Regions from separate parts of the Homo sapiens genome. Here region 2 is linked to region 1. The links are chromatin loops, found by intact Hi-C in ENCODE. Cell type or tissue: psoas muscle. All regions are shown on one strand. Each heading gives the region's core, and the rest is flanking DNA. Links, peaks and the distances in the headings are about the cores only.

The links. A loop is a pair of places that touch in the nucleus more often than their neighbours do. Peaks named below come from ENCODE experiments on the same cell type or tissue, not always from the same donor. Only the 100,000 strongest peaks of a DNase experiment are listed, where the experiment ranks them.
Region 2: a loop joins it to region 1, with 10 times the contacts of the local background. A loop is called at or near these places in 9 of 110 quality-filtered maps.

What each region holds. Positions count from the first base shown.
Region 1 is chr10:122,272,757-122,285,245 of GRCh38, reverse strand. It overlaps BTBD16 (BTB domain containing 16), which reads right to left. Exons shown (of 16, transcript NM_144587.5): 2 at 10,147-10,206; 3 at 8,307-8,455; 4 at 1,322-1,395. The coding sequence starts at 10,164. Among named protein-coding and RNA genes, the nearest start is that of BTBD16, 7.7 kb to the right of the region's middle. In psoas muscle, for the core only: a CTCF peak has its summit at 5,414 (motif pointing left); a DNase peak (open chromatin) is centred at 5,425; H3K27ac peaks cover 3,940 bases.
Region 2 is chr10:122,430,424-122,442,912 of GRCh38, reverse strand. It overlaps PLEKHA1 (pleckstrin homology domain containing A1), which reads right to left. Exons shown (of 12, transcript NM_001001974.4): 12 at 10,568-12,489. Among named protein-coding and RNA genes, the nearest start is that of ARMS2, 18 kb to the left of the region's middle. In psoas muscle, for the core only: a CTCF peak has its summit at 7,494 (motif pointing right); no DNase peak of the experiment used is centred there.

The sequences.
Region 1 (12,489 bases), core at 2,145-10,144:
CTCAGCTCCTGTGTTGTTAGTACAGAGCTGGGGGGAGGAGAGGTGCCTAGAACCCTCAATCTGAGTGCCAGACAGGACCTGAAGGGTCACTAGCCCCATCTACGTATTTCTTGATTTTGCCATTAGTTTCACGGTGTGACCTTGGGTACCTGATTCTTCTTCCTGCTATTATTATTGTTATTCACCCATGTTATGATATTGTTTAGTGCTGGGGTTCCGGGGGGTTTGCATCTCAAATATTACATTGCCTTAGGTGGTCTGGTTATGCTGAGTTAGAAAAAGTCTCAGCCCATCAGGGTGATTATAGGCAGGAGCGGAATTGTGGATACAGCATATTCACTCACTGGATGTCAATTTCCACTTTCAGGATGGCCAATGCATGGCAGCCATCACTAATCAATCCAGAGCTCTTTCTCTCATGCCAGGAGATGGTCTCAGACTACTTCTCCTGTTCAGAGTTGAAGGAGAGAAAAGAATTTATTAGCCTTTCTTTGGAAAGGAGTCTGGCTCTGATCTCAGGCAGTCACACCATGCAGTAGGCTTTATCCAAAAAAAAAAAAAAAAAAAAAAAATCCACTTTAAGAAGCTGCCTCCTCATGAGGCTCAATGAACCTTTTTCTAGCAAAAAAGGACCTATCCTGATTCTTGATCCTGCCTCAGAAAAGTCCTCTTGAACAAGTGCAGCTGTGAACGTCCAAGTCATGACTGGTTAGAGCCCAAAGAGACAAAGAACAGCTGCTTTATGCTTGCTGCACTCTGTTTAGTCTTTCAATACAAAGACTACTTTTTTTTTTTTTGAGATGGAGTCTTGCTCTGTCACCCAGGCTGGAGTGCAGTGGTGCAGTCTTGGCTCACTGCAACCTCCTCCTCCTGGGTTCAAGTGATTCTCCTGCGTCAGCCTCCTGAGTAGCTGGGATTACATGTGCATGCCACTACAACTAGCTAGTTTTTGTATTTTTAGTAGAGACGGGGTTTCACCATGTTGGCGAGGCTGGTCTTGAACTCCTGACCTCAAGTGATTCACTCGCCTGGGCCTTCCTGCTGGGATTACAGGTGTGGGCTATTTATTGACATCAACACATTTGTCTTTATCATGGCGAGGAGCATATGAAAATGTGTTTACCAAGCTTGACTTCACTCACTGCACATTTGACAAATATTTACCGGGCACCTATTATTTCTTAGACGCTGGGAAGTGGATGAGAATTGCAACTTATACACTAGCGCCCTGGTTTATGGACTGGTCTCCTTCCATAAAGACCACAAGATGCCCCTGAAATCAGCAACATTCTGGCTTAATCCATGGATAACACAAACTCACCTGCTTCCCCACTTTGGATGTCCTTGTTCTTGAAATTCTCAAAGAAAAACTTCTGGATTTGTGAAATGCATAACCTCAAGGGAAAATGCAAATATAAAATCCAGGAGTTAATACTGACATTTTTCTCCAACTACAACATGCATTATTCTAGCATAAATGTCCTTAAAGCACCCATTGATCAAGCTAATCATATCTCGCCCTTTGGAAGAGTTTCCTCAGGTCACCATTTGCCGATCTGAAAAACTGTAGGCTTTCTGATAGCTGGCTCATAATGTGATTGCTGTGTTCAGTTTGTGGGTAGGCCTTACCGAGGAGATATTTCAGGCCATAATTGGCTGCCTGAATGACACCTTATTCAGTGTCTAAAACATTATCTAGCATATAGTAGACACTCAGTAAATATCTGCTGGGAGAAAAGAATAGAGGGTTCTGCTCATTTCTGGGATGTGAACTCACCAACATTTTTCTTTAGAGGTCATACAGGTCCCATTCTCAGTGTGTCCAAAAACTAAACCTAGCATCTACCCCAAATCCTACCCTGCTCACTCGGATTCTCATTTCAGGAAATGGCACCACCAGCCTGCAGTTGCCCAAGCCAGCATGCTGAGTGTTGTTACATCTCATCACTTGCCTAGATCTTTCGAATTTGTCCATCTCTCTTTGCTGTTCTTGCTATAGCCTTCGTCTAAGCCCCTGTGATCTCCCTCCAGTCACTGCCAAAGTCTCCCAGCCTCCGGCCCTGCTCTGCTCGGAGGCCTGCCTCCCACAAAATGCAAATTTGGTCTTGTCTCTCTCCTGCTGAGAATCCTCCAGTGTTTCCCCATTGCTCTTGGGGGAAAGCCCAAACTCCTTAGCACGGCTAACCAGCTCCTGCATATTTCTGCAGCCTGGTCCCTCAACGGTCCCCACTCCAGCCCTTCTCAGCAGCCTGCACCTGGACCTGCCAACTGCTGCTTTCATCTCTTGCATGCACTGCTCCCTCTCCCAAATGCTCTCCTCCTCGCCTTTCCCCTTGCTAAGCTCCTACTCATTCTTCAGAATAAACTTCATTGCCGCTTTCTCTGGGGATGCTGGGCCAGTGGCTTTACCCCTGCCCGTCCTGGGATTTTCCCCTTAAAACTCCTTCTGGAGTGTCTTGTGGCTGCCTGTTTACTTGTGTATCCTCTGCAAGACAGATACGGCATGTGTTTACTGCTATGACCCTGGCACAAGCCATCATGCAGGTGCTCAGCAATATTCATTAATGAATCCATGACCACATAGATAAACACCATGGACTCATCGTGTTAAGCCAGGAAGTGAAACAAAATTTGAGTCACATATTCGCAGCTTAAAGACAGTCATCCCAGAAAGCCAGCCAGCCAAGAGACATTTGTGACCACAGCTGCTCTGTGTCATGCAGTGTCAACTTCACCACGCTGTCTCCAACAATCCCAGGAGACCCCATGGGTCAGGGTGCATGCAGGAAGCATGGGTGGGAGCCCGTGTCCAGAATATTGCCAACTACGTGCTGCCCTTTCCAAGGGGGGAGGATGGCTGCCAATGACTCAGCCTAAGGCAGGCAGTGGGAGCTGGACTTGCTTATTCAACAGGAGCAGTGGAGATCTGACCCAAGCCACCCTCGCTTCCTCCCTCGATCCCCCTCGTGGCTTGGGTGACACGTCTGGAAAGAGCTGGCCAGAGTCAAGAGTTCAGACCGTGATCCCAAAATGGAGCCACAGACTTTGGAAAATATGGCGCAAGGTCCATGAACTCAACTACTCTCACAAACATCAGTGTCATCGGCTGAGCCAAGGGATGCCGGGAAACAGAGGTGAGCACACTGCCTTCTCCTGGGTGTGAGGGCTGCTTGTCAAGATATACCATTCGTCATGTAGGCTCTGCTGTTCCCAAGGGCTGTGGTTCATTTTAGGATCACTGGAAAAGTGAACGGAACACATGGCATCTGTGAGTTGTCTCACTGTTTGGGACTCAGTGGTCCCATTGCAATGCTTGGTGCGGGGATGCTGGGAACGTGCTGTTAGGCTGGAGCTCACGCCCCCAAGTCATGACCATGATGGAGAAAGGCAGAAGGGGAAGAAGAGGAAGTAAGTTTCTCATGGACATACGGACTTCCTGGAGCAAACTATCCAAAGGGCAAAATGCCAATTTGATTAACTAGGAAGAGTTACATAGACCTGGGGCTGGACCCCAGTCCTTCCATTTTCTGCTTCTTGGTCCCAGAGGAAGGGAGGAGTGAAAGAGTGAATGTTTGGAATAACTTGCAAGGACATGCCTTCAGTTAGCATTCTCTCTTTCATTGTCTCTGTGAAAGGTATCAACATAAAAATGGAGTTATGATGTGTTAAATACCCTGATGGAGCCTGGCATGGTATCATGCTCCTATAGTCCCAGCTACATGCAAGGGTGAGGGAGGAGGACCGCTTTAGCCCAGGAGTTTGAGGCTGCAGTGAGCTGTGATCATGCCTGTGAATAGCCATTGCCTTCTAGCCTGGGCAACTGCGCGAGACCTCATCTCTAAATCTCTTTAAAAAAACAAAACAAAAAAATCCACCCAACAAATAGAGGTGGGGAAGGCCAGGAAGGGAGAGTTCTCACACATGAATGCCTGATAATAAGAACTATCACAAAAGACTCTGCAAAACCTACAGCCACACACAAAGGCCATCACAACCTCACACACAAAAAAAGTACTGCGAGGACATCTGCCTTGCAACTCAAACTGGTGTCGCCCTTGTTATGGATCCTTGTAGCCAGGGATAATTATCTCAGAGCAATGATGTAATCCTCCTCACTTTTCCTTTAAAAACCTTTGTCTTGCCAGGCACGGTGGCTCATGCCTGTAATCCCAATACTTTGGGAGGCTGAGGCAGGAGCATCACTTGAGCCCGGGAGTTTGAGACCAGCCTGGGCAACATAGAGAGACCCCATCTCTACAAAACATTAAATAAAAAATTCAGCATGTGGTGGCCATGTCTGTGGTCCCAGCTACTTGGGAGGCTGAAGCGGGAGGATCAATTGAGTCTGGGAGGCTGAGGCTGCAGTGAGCTGTGATTGCACTACTACACTCCAGCCTGGACAACAAAGCAAGACTTGTTTCAAAACAAAACAAAAAAACCTTTGTTTTCCTTTACATCCCTGAATATACACGTAGTTTACAGTGGCACTGGTATTGCATTGCAATGCCTGTTCCAGAATAAACATCAGCCTCTTTTAGAGAGTCTTCCTCTCCTCTCTGTTTGTTATTTAGGTTAACGTGGGTCATTGTTCTCTAGTCCCACTATCCCAGAACTACTCTCTGGTTAAAAATAAATAAAATAAAATAATATAATATAATACAATATAATATAATATAATATAATATAAAAATATAGGGGTCCCTTCTTCCCATTCTTACCTCTTAAGCATGACCTCCTCCCACCCTTGAATGGACTTGGCATTGCGGGCAGAAAGGGAGAAAACCACTAGGCAGCCTCACCAGCTGGGGACAAGGAGGGCTCTGGGTCTTTCCTAGGGCCACAACCCCCTGAGCCTTCGTGGGGGTGCCCCCTCCCCAGTCTGGCCTGAGACACACCTCCCGTGCTGGATCTCTGGGTTTCCATGACAGCACGCATCCATACACGCCTGTGGACCCCAGGGACATGCTTGACACATGTGCATTGAGCGTATATGTGCCAGACACTTTTCTAAGCTCCTTACATGAATCATGTCATATAATTCTCACACAACCCTGTAAGACAGTATCCGTGATTTGCACATAAACTAAGGCACAAAAAGATTAGAGTACTCGCAAGGAAGTTAACATTTCCTCCTCTCAGCCTCCTCTCCCACACTCGGTGCCCCAGAGCCTGCAAAAGGACCAAGGTAAGACGATCAGCAGCCTGAAGATCAGCACCTCTGAGTGGCTGACCAGGAACTCCCTGCGTCATGAAAACCCAGACACGGCAGAAGGAAGTGTTGGCCAGCTGGGCACAATTACATACCCGAAATAGACGAGAAGCTGGGAGCCTGTTCCCTCAGCTTTCCATCATGAATGACCCTTTCCGTAACTCAAGAAATAGACTGGTCCAGCTCCTGTCCAAGCAGACAGCACCCCCAGGTGGGAAAAGCAGCAATGACACCATCCATGACATGAACACAGCTTGCCAGGTGGGGCAGAAACAGCCATGTAGTGCTTTGGGGGATATAACGTATGTTGCATGGGGCATTCCAGGCCCTTACTGACAGTGGAGTTTGCCACCTGAGAGTTGCCTGATGCCTGAAGGTTCACAAGAATTACCAGGAATAAGCCCTTCATGTTATACACACCCTTTATTCTTTCTAAGAAGTTACTCACAATCACATGGAACAAATTCCTATTGTGAACACAAAGAAAAGATGTGTGTGTGTGTGTGTGTGTGTGTGTGTGTGTGTTTCTCTTTCTCTGTCTCTTTTTTATTTTTAGAGACAAATCTCCCTCTGTCTCCCAGGCTGGAGTGAAACGGCACAATCATAGGTCACTGCATGCAGCCTCAATCTCCTTGGCTCAAGTGATCCTCCCACCTCAGTCTCCCAAGCAGCTGGTACTACAGGTTCAAGCCAGCATACCTGGCTAATTTTAAAATTTTTTGTAAAGACAGGGTCTCACCATGTTGCCCCATGCTGGTCTCAAATTCCTAGCCTCAAGCAATCCTCCCACCTAGACCTCCCAAAGCACTAGGATGACAAGTATGAGCCACCATGCCCAGACAAGTTTGTGTTTATTACAGAACATCAGTTTCTCCCATACTCAGTAGACTGCACCAGTGACTTCAATTCTTCATCCCTCCCTCTGTCCAAACCTTTTGCCTCCATACTGCAAAGTTTCTCTCCATAAGGAGACGGAGTGTGTTTTCTGTCCCTTGACTGGGAGTTTGGCCACGTGACTTGCCTCAGTTCATGGGGCCTAGTGAATGTGAAATGGTGGAAGATTTGAAAGACACATGAGCTCCTGGGCTTACCCTCATGCCCTCTGCTGTCACCATGATAAGCATGTGCCCAGGCTAGCCCACTATCTCAGGAGGAGGACAAGAGGCTCATGGAACAGAGCCCAAGTGCCCTGGCAGAACCAATCCTGAATCAGCTGAGCACCAGATGCGTGGCAGTAGACATACCCAGAACACCTGAGAGTATCTGCTGCCTCTGGACATGCAGCTTCCCAATATCACAAAGGAGAGGGCCAGATGTGTAAAAGCTTCTCCCCAGAAGACCGGCTCCTCTGCCCCTGTTGTGCTGGAGGAAGGTGTTGTCCTGGAGGAAGGAACTGGGGAAGGTGCAAGGAGGCAGAGTGAAATAAAGGGGGTGTTGACTGGCAGAGCACAGAGCTGAGACACCCCAAGATGAAATCACCGGGATTAATTACTAAAATGCTGCCCAGGCAATAAAGAAAATAGTTCTGTTTACTAAGCATCTACTATTTGCCAGAAACAGTGCAAAGCATTTTCAATATATGGCTTCATTTAATCCTCAAGATGACTCTTCATCTTGAAGAAGGTGCTCTATAACCATTTGAAAGATGAGGAAACTGAGGCCCAAAGAGGGTTAGCCACTGACTAAAGGTCACAGAATTAGTAAGTGAAGAAGTGGAGATTCCAGCCCCATTGATAGACTGCTTTTAACAGTCCAAATGCCCAGCACCAAATGCCATTTCAACACCCCACCCCTCAGGCCACTGCCTCCAGTTTAGCTCAGTGACTCACAGAGATTTAGTTCTTGCTGCCCAGACCCTCTCATCAGCTTTTGGGATCATTTTGCCTCTGTTCCTAGGCCTAGCTCCAGCACCTGCATCCCTGGCCGAGCCCTGGCACTAAGGAACTCGGCAACGGAAAAGTGTTGGCCAGTGGCTCTAGAGAGGGAAGATTTGGCTACTCGCTGAAGAAAGATTGAGCAGGCAGTTCTTCTGTGCCAGGTGCTGTCCCAGGAGTACAGTCCATGCTCACTTTGATTTGGCTGTGAGCTCACAAGACTGATGCTGCCAGCCTAAGGATGGTAACGGCATCAAGCCAGGTCCATGGCACCAGGGAAATGAGGTGTACCTTCTGCAATAGGGTTGCTACAAATTACATGTTTGTTTCCTCCAAACCTCGTGTAGAAATTTGATCCCCAATGTTGGAGGTGGGGCCTAATGGGAGGCATTTTGGTCATAAGGGCAGATCCCTCATGAATAGATTAATACCATCCCTCAGGGGTGGGTTCTTACTCTCTTAGTTCCCACAAGAGCCGGTTGTCAACAAGAGCCTGGGACCTCCCCTCTCTCCTCTCTCTTGCTTCCTCGCTTGCCATGTGATCTCTGCACACTCGGCTCCTCTTTGCCTTCCACCATGAGTACAAGCAGACTGAGGCCCTCACCAGAAGCTGAGCAGATGCTGGCGCCATGCTTCTTGTACAGCCTGCAGAACCTTGAGCCAAATAAACCTTTTTTCTTTATAAATTTCTGATCCTTAGGTATTTCCTTATAGCAACACAAACAGACTAAGGCAAGGGTCCAGCTCTGTGTTTCCAGGAGAGGCAAGAGAGAACTCATCACATGGAGAAGTGGGTCTAGCCTACTGCTCGGAATGCCATGAGATTGAGAGAGGATCAATTCATTGGGTGAAAATGGACATTTACAAGCTGTCTAAACACTGAGCCAGGACTAACTAAGTTTTGTTTGTCAAAAAATCAGTTGGTCCCTGGATAATAAACTCAGAATCCTGTTTGGGTTCAAAGTTCCCACTGGGAAGAAAAATTGTAAAAAAAAAAAAAAAAAAATTCAATCTTTCTCTGCACTTTTGTAACCACCCACATTCTCAGAGGTAGTAGTCACTTATGACCCTGTCCATGCCTGAGAGCTGGCTCCAGAGGGAGCCTTCCTTGCAGATGTGCCCTTGACAGCCACTGCAGCCAATCAGAGTGGCCCGGTCATCAGGCACCTCCCCTCCCAGGAATAATGGGCCATTCCCTCCCACAAACCTTTGAGTCTCCATACCTGTCTGGGTTCCTCAAAGCTTCCTCAAAGTCTATGCTCAGAGCCTTGCACATCTGGGAAAGTGAGAGCAGGTCCCCAGAGAAAGGCTGTTTGGGCAAACGCCACCGGTTGGTTGAGCCAGTGACCCGGCGTTCCAGCCGAGCTTTGTGCTGCTTGGTAATCAAAGAAAGAGAAGACATCTTTTTTTCTAACTTCACATAAATGCCAGATTTTCCAAATTGTATAGCAAGAAGGAAATCAAGACAAATTTTACAGTGCTGGTTAATTTTTGAACATGGCTAATATTTCTCACAAGACAACTCAAGGCAAAGACACTGTATTCCATAGACCAAGGATCTCAAGCTACAAAGTAATTTGGAATTTAGGATCTAGGACAAGAGGTGTCAGAGGGTAAGAGGTCAAGGAGAAAGACTGTTTTTTGCAGGTAGCTCTCTGAAGAATCCACAGGCAGGGATAGTATTAGGCTTTAAGTACTGTCCTTTGAGTACGTATCCTAACTTGTCATACAAAGAGATATTAAACTGTGGAGATCTTGGGCAAGGAATTTTTTTAATGGTGGTAAAATATACAAAACATAAAATTGTATCTATTTTACAGTGTACAATTTGGTGGCATTTAGAACATTTACAACGTTATGCAACCAATACCACTACCTAATTCCAGAACATTTTCATTATCCCCAAAAGAAATTCCATACCCATTAAATTGTCACTCCCTGTTCCCATGTCCCCAGCCCGGGACAACCACTAACCTGCTTTCTCAGATTAGCCCCTATGTTCTGACTTTATGTTTTCACCTGTTCTGGGTATTGCATACAAGTGGAATCACACAATATGTGGCCTTTTGTGGATGGCATCTTTCACATAACATAATGTTTTCAAGGTTCATCCATGTATTGGTACTTCATTCTTTTAAGGCTGAATAATATTCCACTGTGTAAATATTCCACATTTTGCTTATTCCTTCATCAGTTGATGGACACTTGGGTTTTTTATACCTTTTGGCTATTGTGAAGAGTGCTGTGAATATTCATGGGCAAGTTTTTTTTTGAACACCTGTCTTTTTATTCTTTTGGTTATATGCCCAGGAGCAGAACTGCTCAGTCTTAGACATTTTCTTGAGGCTCCAGGGGAAATTCAGCAATTTACATAAAAAAGAAGGACGATACCCAGCATGGATGTAAACCTTAGACTGAAGGCTCAAAGCAACCTAGCAAGGAAAAAAGCACGAGGAGGGACCCACAGGAATGGATGTCATTGATCCCAAGCCACCCAGGGCACCAATGGAGAGGTGACGAGACCATGGGCCACGGACTAGAGCATATGAGTTCAAATTTTACTTTCTAGTTGTGTGACCTTGAGCAAGTTACTTAACATTCTGAGGCTCTCAGTTCTCATGTGTAAAATGGAAATAATGGGTGGTGGTGGTGACGGTAATGGTTATCGTGACAACGACAGTGAGGATGGCGATGGTGGGGATTGTGGGGATATCATCTTGTTTCCAATGCTGTAAAAAGTATAAAGTAGGATAAAGTTTGGGAAATATGCCTTAGTATAGTGCCTAGAAGATGGTGGGTGATTAAAAACTGTGGAATCTGAGTCTAGATGTAGTCCGGCTGTCACGTAAAACGTCAAAGTAAAACATCGTCAGCTCAGACCACAAGCCTGCTCTCTGCCCTCTGGACGGTGCTGCCTGGACGCGCTCTTTCCAGCCGAGTCAGCCAATAATGCTTGAGGTCCTCGGTGGTGCAGAACCCAGCCCCTTGTGGAAATTTGTCAAAATGACCATAAGCAAATGCTTCTTCTCATCACCTACCTTCTTGAGAAACTGATCTACTCACCGTGTTCGACATTATCATGAATGAAAGTGGAAATTACGCAGGAGAGAAAAGACAAGCAACCTAGAAGACAAAAGAGGTAAAGGTGACATTTTCCATACTTTTCAAAATATTATGGAGGAGATTGGCCTAAAGAATCTATACTTTGCCACAGGAACAATAATGAATAAGCCTCGAATGTGGGTTATTTATCAATCAAGAGAATATCTTGTTGTTGCTGGGGTTTTTTGTTTGGTTTTGTTTTTTGTTTTTTTTGTAAGCAGGTGAATAGAGAGATCTCTGCTATTGTTCTGGGAAAGTGGCTCAGATAAAGCAAAACAGAAGATAATCCTTTGCCAAAGTGAGGAAGACCAAAAGATAGCTATAAGTAGGCTGATCACATAATTGATCATTCAGACGAGGAGACTAAAGGGATGATATTAATAATTAGGCCTGGACAATGGCTGTAGGCCAGGGCTGCCCTGGAGCTCTGTAGACTGATGGTCACCCTAGCTTACAGGGTCATGAAAGAGGAAGAGTGCAAGGACTTTCCAGTTATCTCTGAACATTATCAGGGCTGTTGGGTTACAAGCAACAGAAACCCATTTGATTATGGGGTTGCGGGGAGGTTAAGATTGATTGGAAGGATGGTGATGAGAGGAGGGTCTCATAGACTCAAAAGGAAACTGGAGAACTCTCCGGGAAAGAACAGGAAGCAGCTGCAGGGACCTGGGTGGCACGCACCAGGAGTTGGTGGCTGTTGTTGTCAGGCGCTGCCTCCAGCATGAGTCGGCTCTCCCACAGTCCATCTATGCAGGGTTCTTTTCAATCCAGATTCTCAGCAAGAGGCCCCAACTGGCCTGGCTTAGCTCAGGGGCCCACTCTTTGGCCCCTGAGGGCAGACACCTTGACTAATTCTCCCAACAAGAACGTGCACTGGGGACTGGGTAGTTCCCCAGAGCAACATCAGAGAAGAGGAGAAGTGGGTGAGCTGGTGAAACCAGCAGAAGCCACGGCACTTGATGACCAAGAACCTCAGCTGACCTCCCTTTGCTCCCCAAACAGCACTTCACCTGCATCACAGCCATGGCTATGTTCATCCATTCACCAACAAGCATCTCCTGTGCAGTCGCCATATGGAGAGAGGCGTTAGCCGTTTCTGAGAGACAGCAGTGAGCAAAATGCACACGATCCTTGCCTCATAGAATTTCCATTCCACTTGGGCAGACAGGTTTTTCTTTGCCTTTTAATTGCCTTAATTGGACTTTTTAATTGCAAAAGTATTAATAATATATGCTTGTTGTAACTAGTGAACCAATACAATGACAGGAAAGAAAAATTTAACATAGCTGCATAATATCACTTTTTCTTTTTTTGAGACAGGGTCTTGCTCTGTTGCCCAGGCTGGAGTGCAGTGGTGTGATAAAGGCTCACTGCAGCCTCAATCTTCTGGGCTCAAGTGATCCTCCCACTTCAGCCTCCCCAGTAGCTGGGACTACAGGTGTCCGCTACCACACCTGGCTAATTTTTTAATTTTTCTAGAGCCAGGGTTGCCCAGACTGATCTATATTGCCCAGACTGGTCTTGAACTCCTGATATCAAGCAATCCTCCTGCCTTGGCCTCCCAAAGTGCCAGGATTATGGGCATGAGACACTGTTTCTGGCCGCATAATATTTCATACAGTGAATGCATCATTATTTATTAAAATATTCCTCTGCCAAGTCATTGAGGTTATTTCCTATATTTTATTCCCATAATAAAAACAATGGGAACAATATGCATACACATTATTATGGCAGTTTGTGTACATGTGTGTATACATATATCTATACATGTTACCTATATCTGCATCTGTATATATATGTATGTATGTGTGTATATATATATATATATATATATATCTTTGTGTTGCTGTTTTTATTTCTATGAAATAGTCTTCCAAGTGGTATAGTTATGTCAGAGATCTGTATCTTCAATTGAAATAGTTAATACCAATTCACTTGCCCCAAAATTGCAGCAATTAACATTCCTATCACCAATTTATAAGTGTTGTCATTTTTTTCACAACATCTTTAGTACTAGGTAGTATCATCGTATTTATTTTTGCCAAGCTGGTGAGTGTCAGATGGTTTCAGATTCTTACTTTAATTTGAACTTTCCTGGCTACCAGTGGGGTTGAGCATTCTTTTATCTATTTATTGGCTGTTTAATTTTTCTTTTCTGAAAACTGCCTAATCATAGGTTTTCCGCAATTTTCTACTGGGTTACTGTAGTCTCACTAGCATTTTTTAAGGAGCCCTCTATGTACTGGGGACACTAACATTTTGTCTGCCATACATGCTGCAGAAGTGTATCATTTGTCTTTT
Region 2 (12,489 bases), core at 2,978-10,977, 160 kb before region 1:
GGAGCAAGACTCCGTCTCAAAAAAAAAAAAAAAAAAAAAGTGAAGAAGTAGAAACAATCAAAATGTCCAGTAAAGGAATGGTTAAAGTTTTTTTCTGTATAAATACACAAGGGAAGACCAAAGTTTAAGCCTTTATAAATAGTGGTGTCCATATATTTATTGATAAGTGAGGGTGTCTGTAACATACTGCTACATGGAAAACAGGCTACAAAACAACATGTATGGCATGGTCCCAAATATGTCAACTTGCCAATGTCTATGTGTAAATAAGCACAAAGAGCCATCCAGAACAAAGTCGAGTCATGAGAAGTCTGGTGATTTTTGCTTTTATTGTTTTGTGTGGGGTGTATATGACATTTGGCTTGTTTACAGAGGCTACAGATTTTTACACACACAAAAATAAAGCTATTTACGTACACATTTAGTAAAAGACTTGGAAGTATAATCACTGAAATGTCAACACAGGTCATTTCTTGGAGAAATTACAAATCATTTTTATTTTTTTTCTTTTTGCTTACATGGATGTTCTACAATAGGGTGTTCACTTTAAAATCAGAAAAAAAAACATTAAGGCTATTCTTTTTTTAAACAAAACAAAGATTCTTGTCTTGAGGAAGGCTTAGGCTCACAAAAGAAAAAAAAAGTAAAGACTCTAGTACAGTTAACAGCGATGGTGGCTCTGTGTCCACGGCAGCATAGAGAACAAAGAAAGGAATGGTCAGTATCAGCAGTGGAAGCCAGGGAGGCTCCGTGTCACATGGAAAAGTGAGTCATGGAAGGTAATGAGGAGCTCACGAAATGGACAGACAGGGAAGCTATGGGTGTTTGAGTCAGAAGGAAATCATCTCCACGGAATTACACTCGAAGGGTTGTCCTTGCTTCTAAGGGTGAATATGGAAGACCACCTAAAAATTTTTCTACAAAAACTGTGAAGGACATTGGTCCCCACGTTACTCAGTGTCCCCTGTAGCACAATCCACATCATAAAAGATTCCAAACATTTAATACCTGGACGGTTCTCTAGCTCTAAAAGGTGATATGGTTAGTTGCATCAAACAACAAAGGCTATTCTAGAACTCAACGTTTTCCTTTTCAGTTGCCAGAAAGCTCAGAGTTTAGTTGGTGTTTATATGTGGTAACCACCTTTCTTTGATTCCTGATGAAATTCTGTCTATATGGAAGACCATCAAATAAAAAAATATTTTTATTCCAACCTGTGTTTCATGTTCAGTTGGTCAGAGCCGGTTCATGCACGCAGCCTCTTTCAGTGGGTTCTTTATCTGAACCACAGAACACAGGCAGTGATTTAGGTAACTGTTTTCTCAGCTCTAAGGATACTATGTAACAAAGGCCATCCTGGTCGCATAGGAGAGAAGTTAATTCCTTACATGTAATGGATAATGGATATCTTAGGGCAGAGGATCTCAAACTTTTTTTTTTTTTGAGACAGGGTCTCACTCTGTTGCCCAGGCTGGAGTGCAGTGACACTCAGGGCTCACTGCAGCCTTGATCTCCCAGGCTCAAGCGATCCTCTCACCTCAGCACGCAATGCAAGTCGCTGGGACTACAGACACACACCACCATGCCTAATTCTTTTTGAATTTTAGTAGAGACGATGTCTCACTATGTTACCTAGGCTCATCTCGAACTCCTGAACTCAAGCAATCTTCTCGCCTCGGCTTCCCAAAGTGCTGCGATTATAGGTGTGAGCAACCATGCCCAGCCGATCTCAAACTTTAATGGATGTCAGAATCACCTGTAGGCCTTGTTAAAACAGATTGCCTGCCCTAATCCCAGAAAATCTGATTCAGTAGGACTGGGATGGGAGCAATAATTTGCACTTCTAGCAAGTTCTCAGTAATGTTGACATTGTTGGTCTCAGGGACCACACTTTGAGAACCACTGCCTTAGGGGATTAGGATTTCTCTCACAGCAGACTTAAGAGGGGCCCATGAGGTAATTGTTAGCACCTAAAATTAAACGTAAAACCAAACATACATTAAGTATGAAAGGGGCCCAGGACCAGCTGCTGAAACCACTGCACTGGTGCAGTGCTTATACAGTGGCCATTACTACTAGAATTCGTTTGCATTTTGCTTGTCTTATTTATGTCCCCTTTGGGCCAATCTAATCAACAAAGAGCTGGATTTGGACTGTTTTCATTTTCTAATCTCTTCCAAATTTTGAAGTCTTTGGCTTTTAAAAGGGACTACAGTGAAAGGAGAAAAGCTATTTACTAGGCCAAAGTTTAAGAGCAAAGCTTAAAGTGAATTCTGTTCCAATGAACTGTACTGAACGTTGGCATGGGAAGGGAGAAGGGAATCCAGTGTTTTGGGGTCACCAAGGCTTGTGTGATGGGAAAGATGAGAAAGCAATTCCAACACTTCAAGGAGAAAGTGGCATTTTGGTGAGAATTGAAGGTGTGGAATTAACAGGCAACAATTATTAGGAAAGTGGCGTTCCAGGCAGAAGAAACAGCACAAATAATAGCAGGAAGGTGGGAAACAGGGAGATGGAAAGGTTCAGTTGAACTGGAGTGCCAGATATACACAGAAGCACTGTGTGAGAAGGTGGACATGGAAGGGCAATGAACGTAGGATAAGTTCAAATGCTATTCACTAGGACAGTGTTTCTCAAATGGGGAACCTAGACATGTTCTCCAGGAACCACATGTTCTTTACAAGAAATTATACTTTTTACATTGAATTTTGATAATTTTTTAAAGACTCCTAAATTTAATTTGGATGGCCTCCTGTTACCTGAGTACTACCACTTTAATCTGGTGGTATGTTTGTGATCACATTGCTTCCAGGTAAAAATCAGAAGATAGCACAACTTGTCATATAAGCAATCTTCACAGCATTGGATATTTTGAGTTGAAGAACAAAGTGGGATCTGCAGTAATGCATTTCTCCTTAAATAAGTTCTGTATATTGTGCTCAGCTCCATGCAAATACATTTAAAAACTTAGATAAAATGTATAATTTTCTATGGATATAATTGATCAAAACTGACCCCAGAAAAGATAGAAAGCCTAAGCATATCAATTCTCATAGAGGAAATGAGGAGGTTGTCAATGGCACACCCTCAAAAGAGCACCAGGTTGAGAGGATTTCCTAGCGGAAGTCCACTAACTCTTTAAGGAGTATAGAATACCAACTTTTTTTTTTTGAGATGGAGTTTCACTCTTGTCACCCAGGCTGGAGTGTAGTGGCACCATCTCAGCTTACTGCAACCTCTGCCTCCCGGGTTCAAGCAATTCTCCTGCCTCAGCCTCCCACGTAGCTGGGATTACAGGCACCTGCCACCATGCCTGGCTAATTTTTTGTATTTTTAGTAGAGACAGGGTTTCGCCATGTTGAGCAGGCTAGTCTCGAACTCCTGACCTCAGGTGATCCAGCCTGAGAAATGCCTTGGCCTCCCAAAATGCTAGGATTACAGGCGTGAGCCACTGTGCCCAGCCTAGAATACCAATTCTTTTGAAGCTGTTCTGTAACAGCTTAAAATTTAAAAAAAAAAAAAAACCTTTCAAGTATTTTCTATGAAGCTAGTAAAACACCACAAAACCTACAAAGACTAGAGCTACACAAAAGAAAAATGCAGACCAGTATCATTTATATTTATGCAAAAATCCCTAATAGCAAACAAAATCTAGCAGATTTTTAAAATAACATATCTTGACCAAATGGGATTTATTCCAGAAATGTAATGATGGTTAAATATTGAGAACTGGATTAACAGCTTTCACCAAATTAAAGAGGGATAAAAATATTATTTCCAGACATATTGAAGATATTTAACAAAATTCAATCACCATTCTTAAGAAAAAAACTCAACAAAATATGAATAGTTGGATACTTCTTTAACCTGATAAAATATTTCTCAGCCCAAAAGCCAGCAGCATGGGGAACCACTAGAGCAAGCTTGTCCAACCCACAGCCCACGGGCCGCATGTGGCCCAGGACGGCTTTGAATGCGGCCCAACACAGATTTGTAAACTTTCTTAAAAACATTATGAGATTTTTTTGCGATTTTTTTTTTTTTAGCTCATCAGCTATCATTAATGTTAGTGTATTTCATGTATGACCCAAGACAATTCTTCTTCTTCCACTGGGGCCCAGGGAAGCCAAAAGATTGGACATGCCTGCACTAGAGGCTTTTCCACTGAAGTCAGGAGCGTGACAAAAATGACTACAGTTATCAGTTATTGAACACTGTCATTCATGCACACAGAGCTCAGTGGGTTTTCAGTGCTGCTCAGAATATCCTAAATGTCCCTAGTCCATTCCTTCTCCCCAATCCTAGACATCTATTCTCTCATGCCTTTCACACCTTTCCCCACCTTACTTGCAGTTGCGAATTTTGTTTCCTAGTTTACTGAGACTAAGGCAGAGACTTTCAGAGACTTACCCCTCCACGTCTACCCACTTAACCAGTGGCTGCACCACATACTGTGCCTTCCTACCCCAGATAAACACCTGTGCATTTGAAGAAGTCAAGCCAACTTGTGCCCTAGCTTCCATCTCATCTCACCTCCTCAAGGACTTGTTCCAACAATTCTGTACTCTTCTACATCATCAATCTTTCTTTTCCTACTGGGTCATTTCATCAACAAATAAGCCACCATCTTTTGTTATTGTTTTCTGTTTGTTTTTTGAGACAGTGACTCACTCTATCACCCAGGCTAGAGTGCAGTGGCACAATCACAGCTCACTGTGGCCTCAACCTCCCCAGGCTCAGGTGATCCTCCCGCCTCAGCCTCCCAAGTAGCTGGGACTACAGATGCACGCCACCACACCCTGCTAATTTTTGTATTTTTTGTAGAAATGGGATTTTGCCATGTTGCCCAGGATGGTCTTGAACTCCTAGATTCAAGCTATTCTCCCACCTAGACCTCCAAAACTGGGATTACAGGCGTGAACCACCGTGTCTGGCCAAGCCACTGTCTTAAGAAGAAAAGACTACTTTTGCTACTAGCAACCGTCACCTTTCTCCAGTCCTCTTGCAGCAAAATGCCTCAAAAAGAGTTCTATTTGTCCCCACCACTCCATCAGAACAGGCCCTGGCAAGATCACCAATGACATCTGTACTGTCCACGTTGCCAAACACAAAGGGCATTTCTCAGGCTGCCTCTTAACTTGACCTGCGAGCAGAATTTGAAACATCCGATCTCCTCCTCACTTCATTTTCTTCACTTGGCTTCTAAGACACAACGTACTCTTGATATCCTGTTGATGTGGTGGTCACACCTTCTCATTCATCATGGCTACTTCCTCCTCTTCTTCCAAAGCTCTTAATATTGGAGCGCCCCAGGGCTCATTCCATGGTTCTCTTTTCTTCTTTCATCTTCATTCTCTCTAAAGATGATCTCATCCAGTTTCAAAGCCTTCAATAGCACCGAATACTTTGAAGACTCCCACATTTTTATTTCCAATAATGATTTCTCTCAATTCCAAATTTGCATATCCAACTGCCTGCCTGCCATTTCTACTTGGATGTCTGACATGTCAACCCTAACACTCAATACTGCAACCAATACTGCAATCATGATCTTTTCCATCAAACCTGCTCTACCTGCAATCTTTGCTACCTCAGTTCATGGCTTCTAGTTGTTCGGGCTGAAAACCTTGTCATTACCCTTAATTCTTCACTTCCTTTCACTTGCCATATCTGATTCATCGGAAAATCTTCCACCTTCAAACTAGACAGGCAAAAAGCAAATGGGAAGAAAAAATGGCATGAGTGACAATACGAACCAAGACCGTGAGCATGACGTATGTAGAAGTCAAAAAGAAACAGACGCCATTGGGACCAAAGGCCCTATTTGGAAATAATAATAAATGTTTCCACAGGGAATAGGTTACATTCATAACATGAAGATAAGGTACCAAAGACAGGCAAAAAAAAAAAAAAAAAAAAGGCTGATGTAAGTTCCTGACCATGGAAAGTTCTCCACAGCCCCTCCTTTCCTCCCCACTAAAGAAAACGTGCATTAGAGGTATACATACCACAGTTCGGGAGGGAAAGAGGCAATGGAGCCTTAAGAGAACAATGTAAACTTTCTCCATCACTTAGGACCCCTGAATCAACATTTAGAAATTTATAAAGTCACATGGCTTTTACTTAGAAGTACCTTTTTCTCTCATGGGACCCCCCAAAGGCCCTCTCCATCACAACACTTATCTTACCCACACCATCACCCATGGGCCATCTCAGTCTCTGATGCGTAGTTTTCCATGCTAGATTTTATCACATATTACTTTATATTTTCTTTCGGCAGATTCCTCGTGGACATCTTTGTCGTCTTCTTAGGTCTCCTGTGTGCTGCATGTCGTACACTGAAGACACCAATTGACCCAACTCCATCAGGTCAAAGCTTCTCCACATGGAAAAAACCTGTTAGCCTATACCAAGTGATTATCTTTATAACCAGGCCCTATAGCTGTTTCCAAAGCAAGAATCCAGCATCTTAAAGCTATTTCAATCTGTTACTTACTATTTATTCTGGTAACCTTATTTATCAAATGTCAGGGCTTGAAATCTTTCAGGGAAGTTGTAATTTGATACGTACCTATGATTGATTCTCAAATGTTAAATTTAAAGGTATGTATAAATAATATGTCATTTGAAATAGTATGGTTCTAGAAATGTTGAAAACAGACTGAATTCAACTCATTTAGTAATCTGGAAGTACTATTTTAAAAGAGAAGTTTTCAAGACTTCTACTGAGACAGTAGAAGTAGTGTGTTAAGAGCCCAAACTTTGGTATCAGAAAGATACATTTCAAGCCTAATCTGACTCTGGACAAGTGGCTAAGTCTGCTTCCAAACCTGCAGAATAGGAGATGGATGTGACTATAAAAAGAACAACAAAGAGGGGCCTTTGTGATGATGGAACTGTTCTGCATCTTGACTGTATCAGTGTCAGTATCTTGGTTATAATATTGTATTAGTTTTTCAAGATGCTGTTGGGGGGAAACTGAGTAAAGGGTACACAATATCTTTTTCTTTTCTTTTTTTTTTTTTGAGATGGTGTCTCATTATTCTGCCCAGGCTGATCTCAAACCCCTAAGCTCAAGTGTTCCAATTGCCTCAGCTTCCTGAATAGCTGGGACTACAGGCGTGTGGGTCTACATTATTTCTTACAGAAACAGAAATTGACAGGTAGGACATAATTAAAAAACCAAAACTTCATTTTCTAAACCCAGGTAAGTTCTTGGAAATAATTAAAGCTCTTTCCAAATAGGACCAAATACTAAATATTCCCCATTTTGAAAGTTTGGAAAGTTTTATTTCTTACAACTATATGTGAACCTACAATCATCTCTAAATAAAAAATTTATAATTTGTAAATGTTAGTTTGAATTTTATATTAATTTCAAAACTATCCTAGGCAATCACATATCTTATCTAATTTTCTACGATGGAGGCAATAAACAGACTCCAAATTTCCAAATTTTAAATTTAGCAATGATATAACCAGAAGGTGGCGCTATTACCACATGAATATACCACAGTAAGGCACTATTAAATGTATCAAAAAATACAGATTTCATCAATCAAAACTGTAAATGCTAGCCTCAATTCAGCCATATTTTCAACATGTGTCTTACTTGAGGTTTAAAACATACAATTTAATCATTTAAAAAATAGATAACATACACAAATCCTATATGGACTAAACTTCTGAACACTGAGATCTGGTATTAAGCTGTCATATCTTTGCATTTTTGATACAAATATTTCTTGCCTCACCAACTGTTAACAGAACTTTTGATAAAGGTACAAGCACCACTTACAGAAAATTCCTGAACTGCAACTAGAAGTGAAAGAAAAGCTAAGAAAGGGATTTCCTTTTTGTTAAAGCAAAAATGTTTACAGCTTTCCCTTCTTATTTTGGGTTTAGGATAAAAACATTAAAAATACTTTTCCCAAATGTCCAACAATGATCGACTGGATTAAGAAAATGTGGCACATATACACCATGGAATACTATGCAGCCATAAAAAATGATGAGTTCATGTCCTTTGTAGGGACATGGATGAAATTGGAAATCATCATTCTCAGTAAACTATCGCAAGGACAAAAAACCAAACACCGCATGTTCTCACTCATAGATGGGAATTGAACAATGAGAACACATGGACACAGGAAGGGGAACATCACACTCTGGGGACTGTTGGGGGGTGGGGGGAGGGGGGAGGGATAGCATTAGGAGATATACCTAATGCTAAATGACGAGTTAATGGGTGCAGCACACCAGCATGGCACATGTATACATATGTAACTAACCTGCACATTGTGCACATGTACCCTAAAACTTAAATAATAAAAAAAATACTTTTCAAAGGAAAAAAAGTTGCATCAGTTAATAATAATAATTACCAAGACAGATGTAGCTTTTATCCAATTCCATTTTATATAATGTAGAAAATGAAGTTCCGAAACACACACACTTGCCTAAAGTCACATACGGCAGAACTAGAGTTGAAGACAGGCGCCAGGATGCCGGGTCTAAGACAGCCATTATATTCAGACCAATGAGACACTAGGCAAGAAGAAACTTTTATTACAAAAGGCAGTATTTTTCCTTGAACCATGTATTGTTAGCCTAATTCTACTAGTCAAATTAGTTTAGATCTTTTCAAAAATGGACAAAATGTGTCCAGGAATAAGCTTTAAATAAAAATTATGTATCCAGAAAACACAGCTACATATTTGGAGCAGCATCAACAAGACCATAGCAGCAGTGGACAAACACCATGGTAACAATCAGGTGTCCAAGACCCAATGGGAAAGAAAGGAACACCGGAACATCAGTCACTTTCAAGGAAGCAGGCTCCTGGACAAGTATGACTGAAATTGTTACCCAGGCTATTATCACCTCCCATGGCTGGCGTGAACAAGAAAACATGGCTTACACACGCAATGGCACTTTTGGTAAGAAAATAATATTTCAGAAAAATAGGTAGGACATACTAAAAAAATTAAAGCTTCATTTGCTAAACCTAGATAAGTTCTTGGAAATAATTAAAAGCCCTTCCTAAATAGAACCAAATACTAAATGCTCTCCTTTTTGAAAGTGCTGAACATGCTGCAATAAAGGGGTATCAAACATAAACATATCCATCGTCTAACAGAACTACAGAAAACCTAACAGGTGAAACGCAGACACAAACCTCAAGGTCCTTGCATTCTAGGACAATGTATTCCATCCATTTGTAGCAGCAGCATATTAGAACACACACAGGAAGTACGTGAGCTGCTGTTGCATGGCTAGACATTCACAAGTCACTTGATTCAACAGAGATCTGAAGGTCTAAGATGAAGAAAGCCATTTCACACAACAAATGGCCTTCAGAAAAAGACTGAGAAAAAAAAAAAGAACACTAAGCCTATGTGTTTTGGAGAGGAGGTGCGGAATGCCATAGGTTATTAGGAAGCAACCTGGTATATTTGGCTGGATTACTCTAGCTACACCCTGGGCACAGATCCTAATGATGCTCCCAAGTACAGTGAGAAGCCAACAGTTACAGCTTCGTTGCTAACGTGCCCCATGGGCCAGGCAAATCCTCCTCCTTTCTGGGGTCTCAATTTATCTCAGTTAGCATTGATGGTGGGGGCTTGGCCTAGCTGATCTTTAAGTCGTCATTCAGCTTTTCAGGAAAAGGCAACAGATGAAGATGTCTACTTTGATACCTACTCTGCACAATGACAGGAATAGGGTAGTCCAGGAGAGCCCCAACAGGACATGAATAGGTGAGCAGACATACTGGTTCAAAGTCATTCCCGGCTGAATTTCAGAGAACAAGGTATGAACATGCCAGGGAAAAGCAGCAGGATCTGACAATGGATTAGACACAACAAGCAAAAGAAGGTATCTCGAATCATTGAAGGCAAGTTGCTTTAAGGAAAGAATATTCCAGAAATTCAAAAGTACAATTTATCTAACAAATAGGTATACACTTTTCTCTAATGTGGGAAGTTCACACATTCTACAGTAATGCCTTGTCCTCACTGGAGAAGTATTTAAGCTTTACCAAGTGCACCAAGCACTGCACTAGGCCCTGTATATGGTGTTCACCGCAACAGACGTGGAATATTTATCACCAATAGGGAACGTTTGCAAGGAGCAGCCTCTAACACCCGACATAGTTTTTTGAGTGCATCTCAACTGCCCACCCGGAGATTAAGATGCCCTCTGCTTTCCGCCTTACATCATGCCGTCTAAATAATCATGGAGCACTGTGAGCAGCCCAGATGATCCACACGATGCTCTGAGGCTAACATATGATAATTCTGCTTTTGAGAACATGTTTTTTAATTAAGAAAAATAAGCAAGTTCTTTCCCCTATCAAAAAAAAATCATTTTTCCTTCTATAATTTCACATGCAGGGATGCATTAAGAATTCACAGATCTGAAGTTTCTTATTCTTGCAAAGATGACCAAATAATTACTCTGTCCTTAAATATGTAAACTGAAGTCAATTAACCAAACACACCCCTAATCATTGTATTTACTTCATCACACAAGGGCTGAACCAAACAAAATGAGAAATAAGTCAGAATAAACTCTGTGCAGTTTATTCTCATTACAGTGTTCAACCAGTTTGACATATAAAGATAACACACTTTAACAGTAAATGTTGGGAGGCACACATATATTCCCATTCTGAAAGAAGACATGTTATATATACGGAAAAAAATGCAGCAAATATTAAGGTATTCAAAGTAATTTTTTTGAACTCAGATGTGACATATTTACAAGAAAAGTGTGTACGTTTTAAAATAATTAAATAATTTCCATAGACTTATAAAAGAATTGAGATAAATATTAGGAGACCCTGACAATCACCAGAACATTTTCCTATGCTATCGAACAAGGATAGTTCTATTTTAAAATGTCCCAAAACAGAGCTAATATTTTGCCACCATGAAATATATCAAATTGCAAATACTAAAGTGAACATGCAATGTGGAAGCTGTACCAAAATTAAACAGCATTAGGTTCTTAAATATTGCAAAGTGTCTATTTAAGATTTCTCGGGTGTGTTCATGAAAAAGGAACTTTCAAAAAAGCCATTAAAATGAATATATCAGCTGAAAAAGTGATAACTCATTAAAATCTCTTTATTCTATCACTTTCAAATGTAGCTGCAAAAGAGAAAAAATCTTAATGTAACTTTAAAAAAATATTAGCTTATGAATAAAAAAGTTGAGTGGTGCATTCTTTATGCATACAGATTTTTAAACTGATATTGTATAATTCTAATACATCTTAACCTCTGGACTGCACTGCTGTAGTAGGAAATTTTTCTGTCTCAGACAAGAAGTCATCTAAGAAAATGAAAACGAGAAATTTTCAATGATATGCATGAATTCAAAACAAAACAGTACTGTAAAATGGCAAAATATAAAAATAGCAGCATGTGAAATTCAAGACTGTTTTCTTAAAGCAAATGTTTAAGACTGAACCTCAAAAACGGTACTTATGGGCCGGGCATGGTGGCTCACGCCTGTAATCCCAGCACTTTGGGAGGCTGAGATGGGTGGATCACCTGAAGTCAGGAGTTCGAGACGAGCCTGGCCAACATGGTGAAACCCCATCTCTACTAAAATACAAAAATTAGCCAGGTGTGGTGGCATGCACCTGTAATCCTAGCTACTCGGGAAGCTGAGGCAGCACAACTGTTTGAACCCACGAGGTGGAGGCTGTAGTGAGCTGAGATCACGCCACTGCACTCCAGCCTGAGCAACAGAGCGAGAGCCCGTCTCCAAAAAAAAAAAGCAGTACTTACTCAAACTGGTCTATAATTCAACGTCGGAAACTAAAGATTCTTTAGAGAGGTGCTTATATCTATATCCCTATGATTAAATGTATTCTCAAATTTGTTTTTTAAAACATATATATTGCACAAGTAGTAGAATACCAGCATTCTGGTATCTCTAACATAAAATCCTATCTTAACACATTCAACTATTCTACTGAAAATTAATTTTATCACAATGTTTAAAATCAGTCACGTAGGACTTTTAAGCACATTAATCTCAAAACATTCCTAAACAAGATGAAAAAACACAGGCACTTGAATGTAGGCTATTAGTGACAAAAAGTAGAGGTCACAACAATTTCATGACTAAGGGCAGTTATGTCTTTACATATAAACTTGAGGTCTTTCACCAATCCAAATATAGAAATAACAACTATTTACAAAACTTGGATAAGAAAATCAGATCTCCCAAAAATTTCCTACCAAATAATTTTTGCGGAATAAAGCAGTGACTGCTCCAAGGCCTGATGAAGCTTTTTCAAACAAATGTCTAAGACACAGTTGTTTCAATTCTAGTTTTCTTCTTTTCTCTATGCCGGTATAACCCACAACCCTTACTGTTGGTCTATCCATATCCTCTATGCAAAATAAGTCACCTCAAGATTCAGGGCATCAAAAATGGTTATAATTTCAAAATAGTCCACATTTTAGTATAAATT